2 separate regions of the Homo sapiens genome follow, and region 2 is linked to region 1. The links are chromatin loops, found by intact Hi-C in ENCODE. Cell type or tissue: HepG2. All regions are shown on one strand. Links, peaks and the distances in the headings refer to the core of each region. The heading gives the core; the rest is flanking DNA. Region 1 overlaps TTC13 (tetratricopeptide repeat domain 13). Region 2 holds the start of TRIM67 (tripartite motif containing 67).

Region 1 (10,141 bases), core at 2,445-7,444:
AGCCACTGTTACATTGCCTTCAAACTAATTAATTAAGTTTGAAGTCAGAGAAATACTAGAATTAAATATAAGACCTAGTTCTTTGAAAATACTGCTTAAGATTAGACAGTTATCTAGCAAGCCTAATCAAGAAAAATGAGCAGAAACAAGTATTTGGCTTGAGGAATAAGCAAGTATAATAAATATGAAAATCATTATAATAACTGTATCCAGCTTTATGGCCCAGATGTAGAACCTTTCAAAGAAATGGATAGTTCTTTTAACAAAAGATAAATTGCTAAGTTGATTCTCCCACTATCTCTTAAATACTCATCTTCACCAGGTCAACTCTTCTCTTATTAAACGTAAGCTTCTTAAGCTTTCTTTTTCTTTTCTTTTCTTTTCTTTTTTTGAGATGGAGTGTCGCTTTGTCACCCAGGCTGGAGTGCAGTGGCGCAATCTCGGCTCACTGCAAGCTTCGCCTCCCAGGTTCACGCCATTCTCCTGCCTCAGCCTCTCGGATAGCTGGGACTACAGGCGCCTGCCACTGCACCCGGCTAGGTTTTTGTATTTTTAGTAGAGACGGGGTTTCACCGTGGTCTCGATCTCCTGACCTCGTGATCCGCCCACCTCAGCCTCCCAAAGTGCTGGGATTACAGGCGTGAGCCACCGCACCCAGCCCCCTAAGCTTTCTTAGAGACTGTACTTACAGTCTCAGCTTATCATCCACCATAAGTTAATGATTATCAAATCATCACATCCATATCTGTAGTATTTACCTTTCTCTGGACTTTCTTAACTACATGCTAGAGAGCTTCCAGCGTAATCACTTGACTCAAGCCCAAAGTTAGCTCTTGACTTCCCTCTAAAACCTCTCTTCCTCTTAAACTCCTTGTTTCCGTTGATGGCACCACTTCTTCCCTCATTGCACAAACTGGAAACCTGTGTCTTTTCCCTCTTTCTGTGCCTAATTCTTCCTCAAGGCCCTCTCCTTTTTACTTGCTGTATCCTTTAGACCGTGACCCTCTATTTCAACCCGATGGCTGCTGCCTCCATTCAGACTTTGCTCATTTTAACTGGCCATGGCCTCCCACCTGCCCCCTGCTCTACTTGCCCCTTCTCTCCTTAGACACCTGTTAGTGATGTCGCCTCCTGCTTAAACTCATCCTGCCTTCTTAGTTTAATGCTAAGAAGAAAGGGAATAAATGAACTAGATGCTGAACTTGAGCTGCGAGAAGAGGTAATAAGGGAAATTAGAAGGCCTAATACAGCAAAGCTGGTATAAATGAATTAGAAATAAAGCAGCAGTGGAATTGAGAAATAGACCCGGGTTGTTTTTTTAAAAAAAGAATGATTAAGAAGTTCTGGAGGTCAGTGTGCATATACCTAATACTACTGAACCATACAAACTAAAAATGGCTAAGGCGATTGCTTTTATGTGATGTGTGTTTTTTTTTTAACCACAATAAAACAAAAAGGCCCCCCCCCCACCACCATAGGAAAACAAATTCTTAAGTGATAAAAAAAAGAAGAATAAAATAGATAAGCCTGATGAGGTGACTACAGAAAGAGGGAGCAGGTGCAAGTGTCAGTTGTGAATGAGAGGCATGCGCAGAGCTCCAGAGGCCATGAGAACTTAAGAGGCAACTGTGCAGAAATCTCTGCTAAGACATTAAACTCTGAAGCAGTGAAGAAATGTCCAGAGATGATGTAGAAGAACAAGATAGAATTCTGTGATGCGTTTTCACACAGTTTCTATAGTAATCAGCACTAACTTTACTTGTACGACGTAAGCAAGGAAGAAAACTAATGCTTTTCCTATCCAAGGAAATTTATACTATTTATGTACAGCTGGTTGGGCTGTAATTATTTATTATATTAAGTAGTTATCCTTTAATATAATCATTTATGATAGTAAAGTAATTAAAGCCATAGTGAGTTAAATATTTTAAGATCGAAGAACAAATTTAACCTCCTGTTCCACACAACTATAGTTATAACTCTAGCAACTATTTTTCTATTGCAACCTTAGAAGATACATACATAGTTATAAAAATTTTAAGTAAAATATTAGCAAGCAATTAAAAGAATGATCTACCTCAATCAGAGTTTGTTTTAGAAGTACACAGATGGTTCAACTTGAAAAAATTAAATTAGTTTGTTAATAGGCCAAAGGAGAAAAATCATAGAAACATCTTAAATAAATTTCAAAAGTGCTTGATAAAGGTCAGCAAGCTCTCCTGATTTAAAGTTTCTGGTAAAAAAAAAAATAGAATAGGAAAATACTTCTTTTATATGGTGAAGTACATCAGTCTCAACCCATAGCTGACACAGAGCAGCTTTCCACTGGATGTTGATAAATGTTAGGTGAAAAAGTTTTATCATCAAAAGTTGATGAAATCTCAGTTATTAAATGAAGTATTAATGTCAGGAATAAGCAGGGGTGCCTGTTAATCAGTGGCGTTATTGAGTACTTTTTGGAAGTTTCATCTAGTATAATAAGGTGCTAAATTAATATAAATATTTTAAAAGACCTTGATAAAATTACGTGCAGATAATACAGTTACCAGCTGACTAAATGGAGACATTAATAGGGCTGTAAAGAGTTCAGTAATGTGGGCAGATAAAATATTCAGCACTAGGCAGTTGGACAAAGGATTTACCATGTGCTGGTATTTCTGCCTGACTGCTCTCCCGGTGCCATAGCCTCCCATGGTGAAATCCATAATTTCCCTCAGGTCCCCATTCACTTATTCATGGCTAAGAGCACAGACTCCAGAACCAGACTGCCTAGGTTCAGATCCTCCCTCCACTGCTTTGCTAGAGGGTAGCGTCAGGATGATTACTGCAGGTTCCTCGGGCTCATTTTCCTCATCTTTGAAATGGGGATTCTAAGGTTGCCTGTACACGGTAACTATGTGTTAGCTGGTGTTATTCACGTCCTCGGGAAACTGACCAGGCCATATCTTCTGACTGTGCTGTCATGTGTAGCTCTCACACTGTTGTTGGTTTATGTTTCTTTGTGTACTTTGATTGCTATCAGTTTTCCCACAGGGAACTATAATGTCTTTGTAGAAGAAGGGTCATTTCTGGTTTTGCTCAGTAGAGGCTAACACAGTGATGGGAACATAGTAGATGCTCAACAAATATGTATTGAATCAATGGTTATCAACCCAATTTAAAAAATCACATGTAAATCCTATATAAAATTTATGAAGTTTCACATAGTTTAATAAAATATTTAAATAAAGAGATCAAATTTTATAAAGAAGTATTTCTTCTCCTATTAATCTACAATTTTAATGCCATCCTAACACAAATCATAGAGAGATTTTTTTGTTTTGGAACTTAAAAAACTGACTGAAGTTTATCTGAAGAAAGAATGTTTATACAAATAGCCAAGAAAGTTTTGGAATAAAATTGATAATGGCTTTGTTTTATATTAAAATGTATGTATTGTGAATCAAAATATCACCCTCTACCCCATATGTACAATTATTCTGTATCAATTTAAAATAATAAAAACCAAAAAACATTTATTTATTGTGAAGCTACAATAATTGAAACAATGTGATACTGAAATCAAAACAAACAGATCATTATAAGGGATTAGAAAGTGTGGAAACAAAAGTTTCTTATAGAAAACTAAAAATTTATTTTAAAAATATTAAATGAAAAGTGATATATAATCCTACCAAGTTTAAGTAATTAGGAGAAAATTTAAGTCAGGTGCAGTGATTCATGCCTGTAATCCCAGTACTTTGGGAGGTTGAGGCGAGAGGATTGCTTGAGCCCAGGTGTTCGAGACCATTCTGGGCAACACAGTGGGACCCTGTCTCCACAAAAAATAAAAATGAAAAATTAGCCAGGTGTGGTGGTGCATGCCTGTGTTCCCAGCTACTAGGGATGCTGAGGTCAATGCTGCAGTTAGCCGAGATCGTGCCACTGCACTCTAGTCTGGGTGTCAGAGTGAGCTATTGTAAACACTGCTGCAGCAAATATTGGATTGCAGATATCTCTTCCATATACTGATTTCCTGTCTTTTGGGTATGTACCCAGCAGTGGGATTGCTGGATCATATGGTAGCTCAATTTTTAGTTTTTTGAGGAACCTCCAAACTGTTCTCTATCGTGGTTCTGCTAATTTACATTCCCACTGCAGTGTACAAGTGTTCCCCTTTCTCCATATCCTCACCAGCATTTGTTATTATCTGTCTTTTGCATATACACCATTTTAACTGGGGTGAGATGATATCTCATTGTAGTTTTGATTTGCACTTTTTGATGATCAATGATGTTGACCACCTTTTCATATGCCTGTTGGCCTTTTGTATGTCTTAAGAAATGTCTATTCAAATCTTTCCCCATTTTTTGGTTGGATTATTAGATTTTTTCCAATACAGTTGTTTGTGCTCCTTATATATTCTGGTTACTAATCGCTTGTCAGAGGGGTAGTTTGCAAATATTTTATCTGATTCTGTGGGTTGTCTCTTCACTTTGTTGCTTGTATCTTTTGCTGTGGGGAAGCTTTTCAACTTGACATGATCCCATTTGTCCTTGTTTGCTTTGGTTGCCTGTGTTTGTGGGTGTTACTCAAGAGATCTTTGCCCAGATGAATATCATGGAGAGCTTCCCCAACGTTTTCTTGTAGTAGTTTCATAGTTTGAGTTCTTGGATTTAAGTCTTTAATCCATTTAGATTTCATTTTGTATATGGTGAGGGATAGGAGTCTAGTTTCATTCTTTTGCATATGGATATTCAGTTTTCCCAGCACCATTTATTGAAAAGACTGCCTTCCCCAGTGTGTATTCTTGGCACCTTTGTCAAAAATGAGTTCACTGTAGGCGTGTAGATTTGTTTCTGGGTTCTCTATTTTGTTCCATTAGTCTGTGTGTCTGTTTTTATGCCAGTACCATGCTGTTTTGGTTACTATAGCTGGATTTAAATAATCTTAAAGATTTCCTTTAAAAGCAAGTATAGAAACAGATCCTAATGTCTATAATGTATTATAAAGGTGGCATTCAAATTGATAATTTAACAAGTGGTGCTGGGACAACTGGCTAACCATTTGGAAAATAGATAATTAGGAATTTTTTTCAATATCTTTTGCAAGGATAGGTTTAGATGACTTAAAAATGAGCAAAGGATATAAGTGATTTACAAAAGTGGAGATACAAATGGCCAATAAACCAAAAGTTTAACTTTATTAGTGGTATGTTCAGATTGGGAAAGATTAAAAAGAATGTCAGTACTCTGGAGGGAAATGGACCTTCTCAAACTTCTAGTAGGAATGAAATTGTTATTATATGCTAGGAAGGAAATTGGGGCAATATATATGAAAAATATTAAACTTGTGCACACCCTTTGACTTGGCAATTTTATTTGTTGGAATCTATTGTAAGTGGGTACATTTTCAAAAATATAGGTCAAGAATACTTACTGAAATACTGTTCGTATTAAGAAAAAAGTAGGGACATCCTAAGTATCCAGTGATAAAAGTATGGTTAAGTGCAGCCTTTTAAAATTATGTAGGTGTATATTTATTGAAACTGAAATGGATTCCACAAAGGAGAGGGATTGTTAGAATAAGGCCAGGTATACACATTGCTTAGCACAGTGCCTGGCATATAGTAAGTTCTCAAATCTTAGCTTAGAAAAGGCAGGAGAAACAGGTTATAAATGTGTATGTTTCCAAAATATCTTTCATTGAGTCATTATTCTCCAACCATCTGCCAGGAACCATTACTATCTTCATTTTTGTGGGACTAAAGCCTTTCGTTGGGGTTCAGATCAGACTTTCTGCAGTCTGACTCCTCACCTTCCAAACTCATACTTTTTCTTTTCCAACACAAACTCCCTGCTCTAGCCAGGGAGTAGGAGTCTCCTCGCTGCCCTTTGCATTTCCTTGCCTTTGTACCTTTGCGTGTACCACTCATCGTCCTATCCGGAATACCCCTTCCCTTTCTCTGCCCCAGTCTAAATCCATCCATTCTTTTTTCTTTTATTTATTTATTTATTTATTTATTTATTTATTTATTTTGAGACAGGGTCTTACTCTGTCATCCAGACTGGAGTGCAGTGGTATGATCATGGTTCACTGCAGCTTCCACCTCCTGGACTCAGGTGATCTTCCCACCTTAGCCTCTGGGTAGCTGGGACTACAGGCATGTACTACCACACCCAGCTAATTTTTTCTTTTGTAGAGATGGTGTTTTGCCACGATGCCCAGGTTGGTCTCAAACTCCTGGGCTCAAGGGATTGGCCTGCCTCAGCCTCCCAAAGTCCTGGGATTGCAGGTGTGAGTCACCGCACCCAGCCTCCATCCATTCTTTTAAACCCTGCTTATGCCTTGTGAAATTTAACATTGCAGCTTCAGTAATGGTTCACCACCCCAGGGCTTCTTCACCATATCATGTCTTGTTTCTTATTGTTAAGATATACAACACGTGAGAATTTAGCTAAATTATATGTTCTTTGAGGACACAGACTGATTTTGATATTATAATTTATTCTCTCCCTCAGATGGTTCCTTGAACATAATTTAATGCTCTTTAATGACTGCTGAATTAGAACATATCTTTTTTTGCAATAATCTATCAAGGTGAAATGTTTTAATATAAAATTAACCATTTTAGAGCAAACAGTTCAGTGGCATTCACCATGTGCAACCACCCCAAGTTGTTTTCAACACTCCAAAATAAAACCCCTTACTCATTAAGCAGTTTCTCCCTAGTCCCTCCTTCCCCTATCCCCGGCAATCACCAATCTGCATTTTGTCTCTATGGATTCACCTATTCTGGACATTTCATATAGATGGAGTCATATGATAAGTGACCCTTTGTGTCTGGCTTCTTCCATTTAGCATAATGTTTTGGAAGTTCTTCCACGTTGCAGTGTGTATCAGTAGTTCATTTTTTTATGGTCGAATAGTATTCTACTCTGTATACACCAAAATTTGTTTATTCATTCATCTGTTGATGGACACTTGGACCATTTCTCCCTTTTGGCTACTGTGATTAGCGCTACTATGAACATGTATATACAATACTTGTTTGAGTCCCTTTTCAATTTTGGGGGTATATACCTAGGAGAAGAATTGCTGCATCATATGGAAATTCTGATTCGCTTTTTAAGGAACTATTTTCCATAACTGGTGTACCATTTTACACTCCCACCAGCAATGCACAAGGGTTCCAATTTTTCTACATTCTTGCTACTGCTTGTTGTTTTCTGCTTTTTGGTTATAGCCATCCTAGTGTGTGTGTGTGAAGAGGTACCTTATTGTGGTTTGATTTACATTTCCCTAAGTAGTAATTAGTAATGATGTTGAGCAACTTTTCATGTGCTCAATGCCTATACAGGTCCTTTGCCTGTTTTTAAAATTGTGTTGTTTTAGTTGGGTTGTAAGAGCTATTTATATATTTTGCATACTGGACTCATAGTGTGTATCATTTTTTTTTTTTTGAGTCAGAGTTTTGCTCTTGTTGCCCAGGCTGGAGTGCAATGGCACAGTCTCGGCTCACGGCAACCTCTGCCTCCCGGGTTCAAGCGATTCTCCTGCCTCAGCCTCCCAAGTAGCTGGGATTACAGGCACCTGCCACCACGCCTGGCTAATTTTTGTATTTTAGTAGACACAGGGTTTTGCCATGTTGGCCAGGCTGGTCTCGAACTCGTGACCTTAGGTGATCCGCCCACCTTGACCTCCCAAAGTGCTGGGATTACAGGTGTGAGCCACCACGCCTGGCCTAGGGTGTATCTTTTAACATTTAAGTCTCACTGGTTTGGCTTATTCTCCTTTTGTGATTTTTTTTAATCTATGGTAAATGCTGCCCCATAGATTGTTCGACTGAAGGATCTCAACAACAATATTAGTTCCACATGTGTCCTGAGACAAGCATTGTACTAGTACTCTTTCTACCCTGTTGCCTTTAGATAAGTTACAACCTATTTAAACCTCATTTAACCATCCAGGAAGCTCACTGGCTTTGCTCATTTGAGAATGGTGGTGAGGAACATCACTAATGGTTGTGCAAGATACTTGCAAACCGTAAAACATTACCCTATTATAAAGGTAGGATACAGGTTGCTACTTCTATTTTTTGTTTTCTAGAGACAGGGTCTCACTGTTTGAGACCCAGCCTGGTTGGTTTGCTGTTGCCCAGGCTGGTCTTGAACTCCTTGCCTCAAGCGAGCCTCCTGAGTTGCTGGGATTACAGGTGTGAGGCACTGTGCCCAGCTGGTTGCCACTTTTAGTGTTATTCACACCTGTTCTTATTTTGGTTCTGTGGAGTCTAAAAATTCTAATTCATAGTTAAGCACCTAAGAGCATAAATTAAGGTGTAGAGAATAACAAAGAATGCTTGCCTTTCAGAGTCATCCTTTTTGAACTTCCATGACTCAGACTGCGAACCCAAGGGATCATCACCCTGTGACTCCTTGCTTTCCCTCAACACTGAGAAGATTCTGGTATGCATCTTCTCTCTGTGTTCTGTTTTTGTAACCTGAAGCCCAGTGATACTAGTTCCAAAAAGTGGAAGTCGCCTCTGTCAACTAGAAGTTGGGCCTCGTTGAGTCTACATGCATAGGATAAAGATAGGTCGTCTGGTATTTTGCCACATTGAATTATGACTTATGAATTGGATGGTTGATTATTCTGGACATAGAACTTTTAATTTGCAAGTGTCAAGAAATAAAGGGACATTATAGTTAAACCTTATTTCTAGCAGCCTTGTGTATTTGTAGGTATAGTAGACTCTTATTTTTCCAACCTTTGCATATGTGGGTATCTTTTGTATCTATGTTTTCTATCAGTACCAACTAAACTATACCGTGGACCTCTCCATTTCAGGGGTGAATACTTGACAGTAGCTAATGTTTGCGTCTGCCTATCCATGTTAGTGCATCTCCTCCTCCAGCCTGGCTGCCTCAAGAGGGATGGGTCTTCTTTTTGTTCACACTTAACTCTATGAAGCTGATTGTTCTTTCCGTGTCCAAGTTTAATGTATTTTTTCTCCAGGCCTTTTCCTTCAACATCTGCATAGATACTCTTTGCATCTTCGGTTTAAAATTTCCTTTTAAGATACTCTTTTTTTTTTTTTTCAAACAAAGCCTTGCCTTTTCATGTGAGAACTACTGAAGATGGATTGAAACTGCAAACTAGAGAATGATCGTCTGCTTTTACCTAACTCGCTGCATAGTAATCAACTTGATATATGGAAAACTCTCGAATTAGACTTGCCCAAAATCAGAAGGGGCTGTCTTGTAAAGCAGTGAGTTGGTCATCTCTGAAAGTGTTTAAGTAGAAGTTGGATAATCCCATCTTGTATAGGCAGTTAGATTCTTAGAGTTATGAAAGTCTTCTTACTGAGAGTAGTTAAAATATGTTCTACTAGTTGCATTTCCAGTTTAAGCTAGTGCTAGCTAGTGACCTATGGGAGAAAGCTCGTTAGTCTTGGCCTTTCCTCTTCCCAAGGTTGAAATATGGGACTTAGACTATTCATTTATTGATCCATTCTCCAGATATTTATTTGGCACCTATTACATGCCAGGCATTGCACTAGGTGATTATTAGGAATACAGCAATAAGCCAGATAGTGTTGGTCTCTGCATTATGTACCAGGCATTGTACTAGGTGAGTGTTAGGAATACAGCAGCAAGCCAGATAGCGTTGGTCTCTGCACCATGACTTTTATACTCATCAACCAAATCATTATGCAAATAAACATAAAAGTGTGATTGTACACATCATATGAAGGAATAGCAAAGGGTCAACATAAACTCCCTTTATTTAGGGGTATCAGGCAATACAGCTTTCAGGAACTGAAGTGTAAGCAGGGATGAGAAAGTTGGATTGAAATTAGTCTACTAGTGATGTTGAGCTGTGTGTTCAAACTTACTTGAGCATAGCTTCTCAACTCTGTCCAGAGGAGATACTATAGATGCAGTATTAGAAATAGGAAAGGGTCTTTTTCATCAAGAATTTGATTTGTTGTTTGGCTGGGTGCAGTGGCTCACGCCTGTAATCCCAGCACTTTGGGAGGCCAAGGCGGGTGGATCACCTGAGGTCAGGAGTTCAAGACCAGCCTCACCAACATGGAGAAACCCCGTCTCTACTAAAAAATACAAAATTAGCAGGGGTGGTGGCGCATGCCTGTAATCCCAGC
Region 2 (10,141 bases), core at 2,850-7,849, 200 kb before region 1:
AGCCTGGCCAACAGAGCAAGACCTCATTTCTACAAAAAATTTTAAAATTAGCCAGGCATGGTGGTGGGGTGTGCCTGTAGTCCTGGCTACTTGGGAGGCGGAGGTGGGAGGATCGTTTGAGCCCAGGAAGTTGAGCCTACAGTGAGCTGTGATGGCAGCACTGCACTCCAGTCTGGGCAACAGAGAGAGACCCTGTCTCAAAATATTAAAAAAAAAAAAGAATTACAAATATTAAAATATTTTTACCTGTGATCACAGTGCAACTATGACTCCATGTTCTTTGTCACGTATGTATTATCCCTTTTAATAGAAGAGGTGTTTCCTCTGAGCCTTTAAAGCCTAACATACCCTTTTTACAAAATAAGGTAAGACAGCAGGCTGAGAAGCCACCTGCCCTTTGGCAGAGCCTTAAGACGTGAGAGTTGGCTGGGTGCAGTGGCCCACACCTGTAACTCTAGCACTTTGGGAAGCCAAGGCAGGAAGATCACTTAAGGCCAGGAGTTGGAGACAAGCCTGGGCAATGTAGTAAGACCCTATCTCTTAAAAAAAAAAAAGACGGCCGGGCGCGGTGGCTCACGCCTGTAATCCCAGCACTTTGGGAGGCCGAGGCGGGCGGATCACGAGGTCAGGAGATCGAGACCATCCCGGCTAAAACGGTGAAACCCCGTCTCTACTAAAAATACAAAAAATTAGCCGGGCGTAGTGGCGGGCGCCTGTAGTCCCAGCTACTTGGGAGGCTGAGGCGGGAGAATGGCGTGAACCCGGGAGGCGGAGCTTGCAGTGAGCCGAGATCCCGCCACTGCACTCCAGCCTGGGCGACAGAGCGAGACTCCGTCTCAAAAAAAAAAAAAAAAAAAAAGACATTAGAGTGATCAAAAGTCCTGTCTTTTCTGAGCTTTCCAGGCCACACCCTCTCCCTTGCTTTTGTGAGGTGCTGACTCAGTGGGAATAGTACTCCTGGAGTATCAGTGAGATTTTCTTTTAAGGCTCTTCGATTTACCATGGCTCTCAAAGAACTCCAGAAGAAGAGCTTATCTATAAAGAAAAAAGAATTATTCTCTAACCTCAACTTAGGAATCAACTCCTACCCAGTTTAATTCAGAGCTGGCCATCTGCACCCAGCAGGTCAGAGTTCTCCCTGAGTGAGGAGTTATAGATGTTGACATTCTGTGGCATGTCACACTAGGAAAGAGCTATGGTACACAGTAACCCTTTTCTCCAGCTTCAGGAAAAACAGATTTTCATAATCAAGAAGCAAACAACCAAAAGCTCTCCTGTACAGTTACCCTTCCCTATCCCATCTTCACATCAGAAGCTCTTTGAAACAGTTAATCCTCTCCCAAGAAATTCATACAGAAATGTGTTTAGCCAAGACCTAAAGTTTTTTACACTGCTTTTAAAAGGTGATAATCTTATTTTAAAATAGATTTCAGTGTCACATATATGTCTCTTTACTTAAGAATCACTAATCAGAAGGTAAGCTGCAGTAACACCAGAGAAAAATTAAAGCAAGGCTTTGATGATGGCTTCTTTAATCACAGGAATGTTAGAGAAATGTTGCTGTCCCAATTCTAGTTCTGGTGATGCAATGAGGCCTTGTCAAGGTTCTGAGATTTTTAGATAACAACAACAAAATCCAGAGACTTCATGTTTTACTGAAAAACTTAAATTGCCAACAGTGGGAGTCTTAATGGAGGGTTCTAGTTTGTCTTTCAAAAGTAGCCACCCTCACAGCATACATACTGGTCTAGATGCCCAGCCACAAAGCAAGACCAACAGTGTTTGACCAAGGCTCTCCCATTGATCATTTCTTTTGATTGCCAGCCCCCAGGTGAAATGCTCATAATAAGCACTCAGTAGTTTCCCTTTCTGTAGAAATCAACAGCACCTGCTGAAGAAGAACAGCAGCACTTCTATTCATTCTTGAAAACAGGCGTTCACAAAAGTAACTTGTAGTGTTCCTTCTGGATTTAGGAGGATGTCACAAAATTGAGATCCTGCATAGTCATATTCCCACAGTTTACACTGCCCACTCGAGGGGGCAAATATCACATGTGCTTCCCAAATTTCCTCATAACTTTGCATTGTTGGCTGAGGATAGAAATTTTATAAAACTGCTGTTGACACCAAGCCAGGGATGACCAATGATTTTTCCTGTATAACCTTAGTTCTTTAAACCATAGCTCATTATCTAACTCACTTTTCCATGTAAGACAGTTAATTTCTCTTACAATTGCAAATTCTCATCTCAACTCTCTTTGGTTTCCACTCTTCACTAATTCTGAACATCTGAGTGGCAACACTCAGAATTAGTTTTGTCTCTCTAAGCTGTGAAGATTTAGCAGTTTGTGAAATCTGAATGTGAGATTTGGAATCTGTACTTCTTGTCTTGGTAATTGGTCACAGCCCTTTTTACAAATAATTTATTTGTAAAATGATGTTTATTCACTTAAAAGATGAAATAAGCAAGATAGCTACAATTACTGTGAAGCAATATGCAACAAAATATCATATGAATGATAACTAATTCAAGGCAACAATTCTGATTCAGCTCAAAGCTATTTTAGGACTCAGCATAAACACTACCAAAAGTTGCCAGCTCATGTTTTCTCTAGCTAACCAAGTCAGTGAGGCCAAATAAGCACTCTTTGCTACTTCCCTGTAGCTTTCTGCAAATTCACTGGTTTTAGGTATTAGGATTATACAATAAGCAGCAACATTTAATGTTATTTATCAATTATATTTAAGGTGCTTTGCTAGAGGCTAAACATACAGTATTATACTTAATCCTTACCGCAATTGTCTTAAGTTTGGTATTTTTTTCCAATGGGTTTTAAATTGTGCCTAGACTCATACAGCTAGTAAATTGCAAGTCCTAAGATTTGGATACAGGTCTGTGTAACTATAGAGCAGGATTTCTCTCCAGAGCACTGTTGACATTTGGGGCTGGATAATTGTTTTGGGGAGTTTTCCTGTGCACTGTAGAATGTTTATCAGCTTCCCTGGCCTCTATCCACTAGATTCCAGTGGCACCTTCTAGGTGTGATAACTAAAAATGTCCCCAGACATTGCCAAATGTTGGGGAGGGGTTGGGGTAAGGGGTGAAAATTGGACACAGTTGAGAACTACTGCTCTAGAACTAGGGATTTGACTGCATATTTATCTTTTTTTCATATGTATTATGCAAATTCTCCTCTTAAAGGTGGATTCCTAAAGTGTTTCATGTTTGTTTTTTCTAATTTGTTATTCTAAAATGTTAAATTATAATAACAACGTATGCTCATTATAGCAGATAATACTATAGAGTAACTATATATGAACAACAAATCTATATAGGAATGGTTAGTCTCTTAGTCTCTTCCTCTCATCTGTGCTCACCTTTTTGCTTATTTCCAGTTGGATAGCCTTGGCCAATTACTTTATTTTCCTCCTCAATTCAAATATATATTTCTGGCTGGGCTGTGTGGAGACCTCTTGCCTCTGCGGTGACTGTTTACTGGTAAGACTACAAGGAATAATTGGTGTCTGAAGTTCCAGAGGCGGTTAGGGGTCCTTCCCACAAGATTCTAACTCTGCCAGGCCTAGTTCATTGACCTCTGGGGAAGTGAGTCCAATTGCTCATCTTTGGCATTTGGATGGGAAATTTAGGTGAATGTTAGAAAAACCAACTCTAGTCTTGACTTGGGGTCTGATCAAGGACCTAACCAGATTTTGATGGCTCCTCTCTTTCTCGCAGTATCAGATACAAGGACACATTGCCAGCCATAAGTTGCTGAGGGTGGCAGAGGGGAAAAGGAGATCCTGCATGCCTTAACTCAAAAGGGACCATCAAGGTAACTTATTAGTCAGACGTTGGGAGTAAAAGAGCCCTGTGTCTGCGTTTTGGGTGCCCTGTGCCTACATAAATCCTAAAACCTCGGGTGGGTGGGGACCTAATAAGTCATCTTTCCATACCCTTCCCATCTCCAGCATCCAGTCCAAAGTACCGGGAGTCCCTTACCTGTTTGTCAAATGACTATCTGATGGAATGAATGGCTAATGAGTGAGGTAATTCCTGCCTGACCCTCTGACCGACTTTCTGTCAGCTCTCCAAGGGAGAGGCCAAAAGCCTTTCTCCTCGTACCCTCTTCCCTGGCACCTGCACTCCCGCGTCCCGCGGGCTCACCTTGTGCTGCTTCCACATGGCCCCCAGCGGCTTCACCTCGTGCTTGGCGTGCCGGCCCTCCTCCAGGCACAGATAACACACCGGGGTTCGACAGCTCACGCAGTACATGCTGTAGTTCTCCATTTCATGCTCGGGACACGTGGGGAACTTGCGGGCCGTGCTGCCCCCAGTCGCCCCCGCCCCCGCGCCTCCCGGGCTCTTGCAGCCGCCGCCTCCGCTGGGGGCGCCCTGGGCGGTGCCAGTGGGCCCGGAGGCTGCCTCGGCGGGCGGCGGCGGCGGCGGCGGCGGCTGCACCAGGCGATGCTTGGCGAAGGGTCCCCGGGATGGATGGCACTTGAGCTGGCAGGCAGAGCAGTAGAGGACGTCGCACTGCTCGCAGAGCGTGGCTGCTGGCTCTGGCGGGGTGCGGTCGCACAGCTGGCAGATGGCCACCGCCGCGGCTGCAGACGTCCCCGGCACGGCCCCGCGGCCCTGCTGGTACCGCTGCACGATGGCCTCGAGCAGCCGGTTGCGCTGGAAGCCGCGCAGGCCGCGGTGGTCCAGGGATGCGCTGCGGTGGCACTGCGGGCACGTGATGGAGCTCGAAGACGAGGACAGCGAGGAGCAGGCGGCACCCCGAGCCGCCGCAGCCGAGGAGCCGGGTGGTGCGGGCACCATGGGCAGCACGCGAACCCCGTTGGGGGACTTGAGGCTCGGGGTGTAGGACCCGTAGCCGCTGTCTGTCTCGCTGTACAAGCTGAGCTTGTCCGCGTGGTCTCCGCCACCTCCCGCACCGCCGCCGAGGCCGCCAGCTGCACTCCCGCCTGCACCGCCGCAGGCCGGGCCAGCCGCAGCGTCGTGCTCCAGAGAGGCAGCGGCGGCGGCGCCCGCCTGCAGCCCCGATCCCCGGGAAAGCAGGAGCGGCTGGGGCAGGTGCTGCTCACCGTCCGGGGTCTGCACCGCGATGGTGCGAGCGCAAGGCAGGCAGACATTGTGGGAACAGGGCAGGATGATAGGCTCCCGAAACAGAGAGCCGCACACGGGACACTTCAGCTCTTCCTCCATCGCGGCGCCGGCTGCCAGCGCTGCTCTGCGCTGGGGATGAATGGCCGGAGCTCGGGAGACTGGCGGAGGAGGACCAGCGCGGTGCGCCCCGGTGAGACGACGGGCGGGGGCATCACACGGGCATGCCCACTTCACAGCCGAGGGGCACGCCCCTCTCTCTGTCCTGTAGCCACCGCCCTAAGATGATTGAGGGGCGAGAGAAGGGAGGGGGTCCTCACCTCCTGCCCGAGGGTCCCGCACCAGCGGCTTCAACCTGCGGCCAGATTCCGGAGCCGGTCGGCTGCCCTCGCGGTGGCCTGCGAGGAGCTTTAGGTGATGAATCAGCACCAGCGCCGCCGCCGGCTGCAGCGCGCGCCTCCTCTCCACCCCAGGACCAGCGGCCGGGCTGCTGTGCGCTCGCTGCTTCAGCCCCTGGCTCCGGTGGGCGGCTACCCCGAGGCCCCCCTTCTGCCCCGGCCCAACTCCTTATCGGGGTGATAGCGAGGTGAGACAGGCAGGTGCGAAGGCCGCTCAGCCGTGGGGCTGGGATCAGCACCACGAGGCGGCGGACAGCGCCCGGGAGCCGAAGGTGGGGCTCCAGCTGCCTGCTCGCCGACCCCTGGGCCGCCACCCGCCGGGTCGCTGGGGCCGCGGCCACCTCGGCGGGACCCGACCGGCCCGGAGACAGCCGCTCACCCTACTCCTGGGCGGCTGTGGACGCCGGCTGACTGCGCCCTGGGGCTTTCTCCCTGCGGCCGGGATTGACCCGCTTCCCTGGTTCCCAGCTGCTGCTCCTGCGGCGCCTCTGACCTTGGGCCGCGCGACGCTGCAGCCGGCGGGCGGAGGGCGAGCGTCCGGCTGGCTCGGGAATCCCCTCCCCGCCTCCCTCCCGCCGCTGCCGCTGCCTCCCCGCGCGGCGCGCCGAGGAGTTGTAATTTCCAGAGCAGAGAGTAATGGGGAGGAGGGGGGAGGAGGCTTCAGCTCAGCGAATAAGGGCTCGCCTCTTGCTGCTAGGGAATCAAGGGGCAATTTTAAGGGTTTTGCAGGGAGGATCATTGTTAATAACAATCCATTATTTGGATGGAGATTGTATCTTGAATCAGTACAACGACCTGCCCCGCCCCGCCCCTGCCATCGTCTCCCTGGGCCACTCCAGTTCCACACCCCACCCCCAACCCACCGCCATAGAAGGGTGAAAACGGGATCCTAAAAAGCCAGTCGTTTAGAAATGGATAGGCAACATGGCCTGACAGTCGCTTCCTAAAACTACGATAAAGCAAAAAAATCCAAGTCCCAAAATGTCGGGCAGCCTGAAGTCCAAGGGTGAGGTTTTATTTATGAATTGAACCACAAGCCATTTTGTCTCTTCCTTTCAACCAAGGGTGCTCATCCGCGCTCCAGGTCAACTGTGTGCACGGACTGAGAGAGGACACGCGGTGCCGCTCACAAAATGGGGTTTCCTGAGAAAGGCGAGAGCGCGCCCGGGTAGACCCCTGGGAACCCAGCGCCCCCAGACCCAGCCCTACCCCGCTGCGGATGTGGCGGTGTGCGGCGGACGGGAAGGCGGCAAGCGGAGACGTTCCTTTTATGAATGGGAAAATCTCCACATTCTCCAACGCCAGCCACGAGCTGCGGGAACAGCCTCCCACCCGCGGCCCCGGCTGTTTGGTCTGCTCGGCTGTTCTTCCCCGCTGCTGCCGAGGGAAGGCTGGGTGGGGGAGGCAGAGGTGGGTGGGGACGAGCAGAAGAAAGTGCTGGCAGCGCAGCCGGCTCTGCCTACAGAAGTTTCACGCTGGCATGAAACAGATACAAATTAGGAAATCGTTTATTTAACAACGATATGAATATTGAAGTCATGCCTCCCTCCGTCCCAGGTTCTCCCGTGCTCCAAACAAAGACTAAAGACCGGAGTCGTAGCGCCAGGCGCGGGCCCAGGCTTCTGCTAGTCCCCGGGTGAGGAGGCGCAGGCTGGCGGGGTCAGGCAGGGGGAAGCTGCAGCCTGCGCCCAGGGCTTGGGGCTCTGTGCCTAGGGGACAGGAACCCCTGCAGGGGGACCCTTGGGGAGGCGCTTGGCGACGCGCTCCTGGCCGCAGCACGAAGGCCCAGAGCCTTGGAAGTCAGGACGCCCCGGGACCACTGGCCCCACTCAGCAGCTCGCTTAGGCTTTCCCTCGCTCGGATCCTGAAATGCCAAATGAATATTGTCATAATACTCATGTCTGAGAACTAAACGAGCTAGTTGCAAATACAGACGGCGTTTCCTACTTTCTGTTTTTGTTGTGGGGGCGGCGGTTGGAGTCTCTCTGGGTCGCCCAGGCTGGAGTGCAGTGGCGTGATCATAGCTCACTACAGCCTCGAACTCCTGGACTCAAGCAATCCTCCTACCTCAGCCTCCCAAGTAGCTGGGACTACAGGCCTGTGCCACCACGCCAGGCTCTGTTTTAAAATCCTATGAACCTTTAGTCCGGCTTTGCAGCTTGCTTCCAGTTTGTGCCAAAGTTGAAGAGTAGGCCAAGCTAAGGCCAGATAGAGCATCGCACAGCATTAAGAGACCTGACTCTACTTCCCCTCAGCTAGGGGACTTGGAACAATTATTTAACCAGGCATCAGTAGCCACAGATGGGAGATGGTAACAACCTTGTCCTCATCTGCCTTGTGTAGATAAAGCCACAATGAGCTGGATCCTGCCTGCAACTCTCAGATAAGCCTTCCAGAAATGTGCTATGGAATCTTCAGGGTCATGTCAGAAACGCAGTGTATGGGTAGGTCTGTAATTGAATGCACTTAAAGATGCATTTCTGTGACCCTAGCAAGTGCCATCATTTACGCCGGCTCAGCCCAGCCTCCTGGTGACCACAAGGGAAGTCATAACCTCTTATGGTTCTACTGTGAACAGGTCTGCCCCAAACCAGCAGCCATATGGCTGAAGTCCAGTCTCCTTTGTCATTTTCGGACCAAAACAAACTGCTTGGGGGTAGGGGTGGCCTCCTGGAGGGGTGTGTAACTCCTTTCCTGTACAGAAGGACTTACAGTTCAAGCACTCCTCCACTCAGACTGAGTGTAGTTTTGTTTTCCACGGGGAGGAGGTGATCTAGTACATCAGAATTCTACACCTATGCATTTCTCATGCACTCTTGTCACCTAAATAACAAAGAGACAGGCTCTCTAAAAGAAGAGAGGTTTATTTGGGAAAAAAGTACCGCAATGGAAAGATGCTTGCCATAGTAAACTCTGTGTGTATTCAGGGAGGTAACAGAAGACAGAGGTTTTTAAGGGAAAAAAATGAGGAAGATTGAATAATTGTTTTGAAATAATTACCCTTGGCTACAAATATCAATAACAGGGGTGATGCCAGCTCAAGGCTGGACAGGTAGTTGCTGGGCAGATGTCCTGATAGAAGTATTTTTTGGTGTAGGGTTATGATGGCCTCTCTGCAAGATTGTAGGTTTTGGAGTCTTTTGTAGTCATTTTTGTTACGAGGTATTTATGCACGAAAACTCTCCCTTCATGGCTCTGTCAGGGCTTTTTTTCTTTTTTTCTTTCTTTCTTTTTTTTTTTTTTTAACATTAGTGACTCCATTTGGATTCTGACAGCTTTCACTCTCAATCCCCACCACCTCAATTCTACAACATAAATCAGCTTATCCGTGCACTGTACTTTTGCTAAAACATTGTGCATTTGGGGGATTAGCATCCTACCACTCCTTTGTCTGAACTGAAGTTACAAAGCTGGCTTCAATGCTTCACTGTATATAATCATAATTGCTAACAATCGTCAACATTATTTATAAAAAGTCCTCTTTCTGTCTCAACTGTGCCATGAACCATATGCATATAGAGAAGTCATTTTAGTTCTCTGAACCTCTGTTTCTCCCTATTATAAACTTTGGGGATAAAATTCACTGAAATTTAAATTTCCTTCTGGGGCCGGGTGCGATGGCTCAAGCCTGTAATCCCAGCACTTTGGGAGGTCGAGGCGGCTGGATCACAAGGTCAGGAGTTCGAGACCAGCCTGACCAATATGGTGAAACCCTGTCTGTACTAAAAATACAGAAATTTGGCCAGGTGCAGTGGCTCACGCCTGTAATCCTAGCACTTTGAGAGGCCGAGGTGGGCAGATCAAGAGGTCAAGAGATCAAGACCATCCTGGCTAACACAGTGAAACCCCATCTCTACTAAAAATACAAAAAATTAGCCAGGTGTGGTGGCGGGCACCTGTAGTCCCAGCTACTCGGGAGGCTGAGACAGAAGAATGGTGTGAACCTAGGAGGTGGAGCTTGCAGTGAGCCAAGATCGCGCCACTGCACTCCACCCTGGGCGACAGAGGGAGACTCCGCCTCAAAAAACAAAACAAAACAAAACAAACAAACGAACAAAACACACAAAAATTATCCAGACATGGTGGCAGGTGCCTGTAGTCCCAGCTACTCAGGAGGCTGCGGCAGGAGAATTGCTCGAACCTGGGAGGTGGAGGTTGCAGTGAGGCAAGATGTTGCCACTGCACTCCAGCCTGGGCAACAGAGCAACACTCTGTCTCAGAAAAAAAAAAAATTCCTTCTGGTTCTACAGTCTCTGTGTATTAGCTGTTGTTGAGAATGACATATCCCTTGGCTGGATGTCGTGGCTCATGCCTGTAATCCAAGCACTCTGGAAGGCCGAGGCGGGTGGATCACTTGAGGTCAGGAGTTCAAGACCAGCTTGGCCAGCATGGCGAAACCCTGTCTCTACTAAAAATAGAAAAATTAGACAGGCATGGTGGCACAAGCTCCCAGCTACTTGGGAGGCGAAGGCACGAGAATTGCTTAACCCCAGGGGGCAGAGGTTGCAGTGAGCCAAGATTGTGCTACTGCACTCCAGCCTGGGTGACAGAGTGAGACCCTGTCTAAACAAAAAAAACAAAAAACGAATAACATAGTCCCCCCTTTAAAAAATGACACTCACAAAAAAATTTGATC

The links. A loop is a pair of places that touch in the nucleus more often than their neighbours do. Peaks named below come from ENCODE experiments on the same cell type or tissue, not always from the same donor. Only the 100,000 strongest peaks of a DNase experiment are listed, where the experiment ranks them.
Region 2: it touches region 1 in a loop (5-fold over the local background); 2 of 110 quality-filtered maps call a loop at or near these places.

The regions. Positions count from the first base shown.
Region 1 is chr1:230,959,512-230,969,652 of GRCh38, reverse strand. TTC13 (tetratricopeptide repeat domain 13) reads left to right here. Exons shown (of 23, transcript NM_024525.5): 2 at 8,350-8,444. Among named protein-coding and RNA genes, the nearest start is that of TTC13, 14 kb to the left of the region's middle. In HepG2, for the core only: no CTCF peak of the experiment used is centred there; a DNase peak (open chromatin) is centred at 4,542.
Region 2 is chr1:231,158,038-231,168,178 of GRCh38, reverse strand. It overlaps TRIM67 (tripartite motif containing 67), which reads right to left and starts at 6,121. Exons shown (of 10, transcript NM_001004342.5): 1 at 4,166-6,121. The coding sequence starts at 5,209. RefSeq lists an enhancer at 5,221-5,855 and a silencer at 5,764-6,079. In HepG2, for the core only: no CTCF peak of the experiment used is centred there; no DNase peak of the experiment used is centred there; H3K4me3 peaks cover 1,003 bases; H3K27me3 peaks cover 1,891 bases.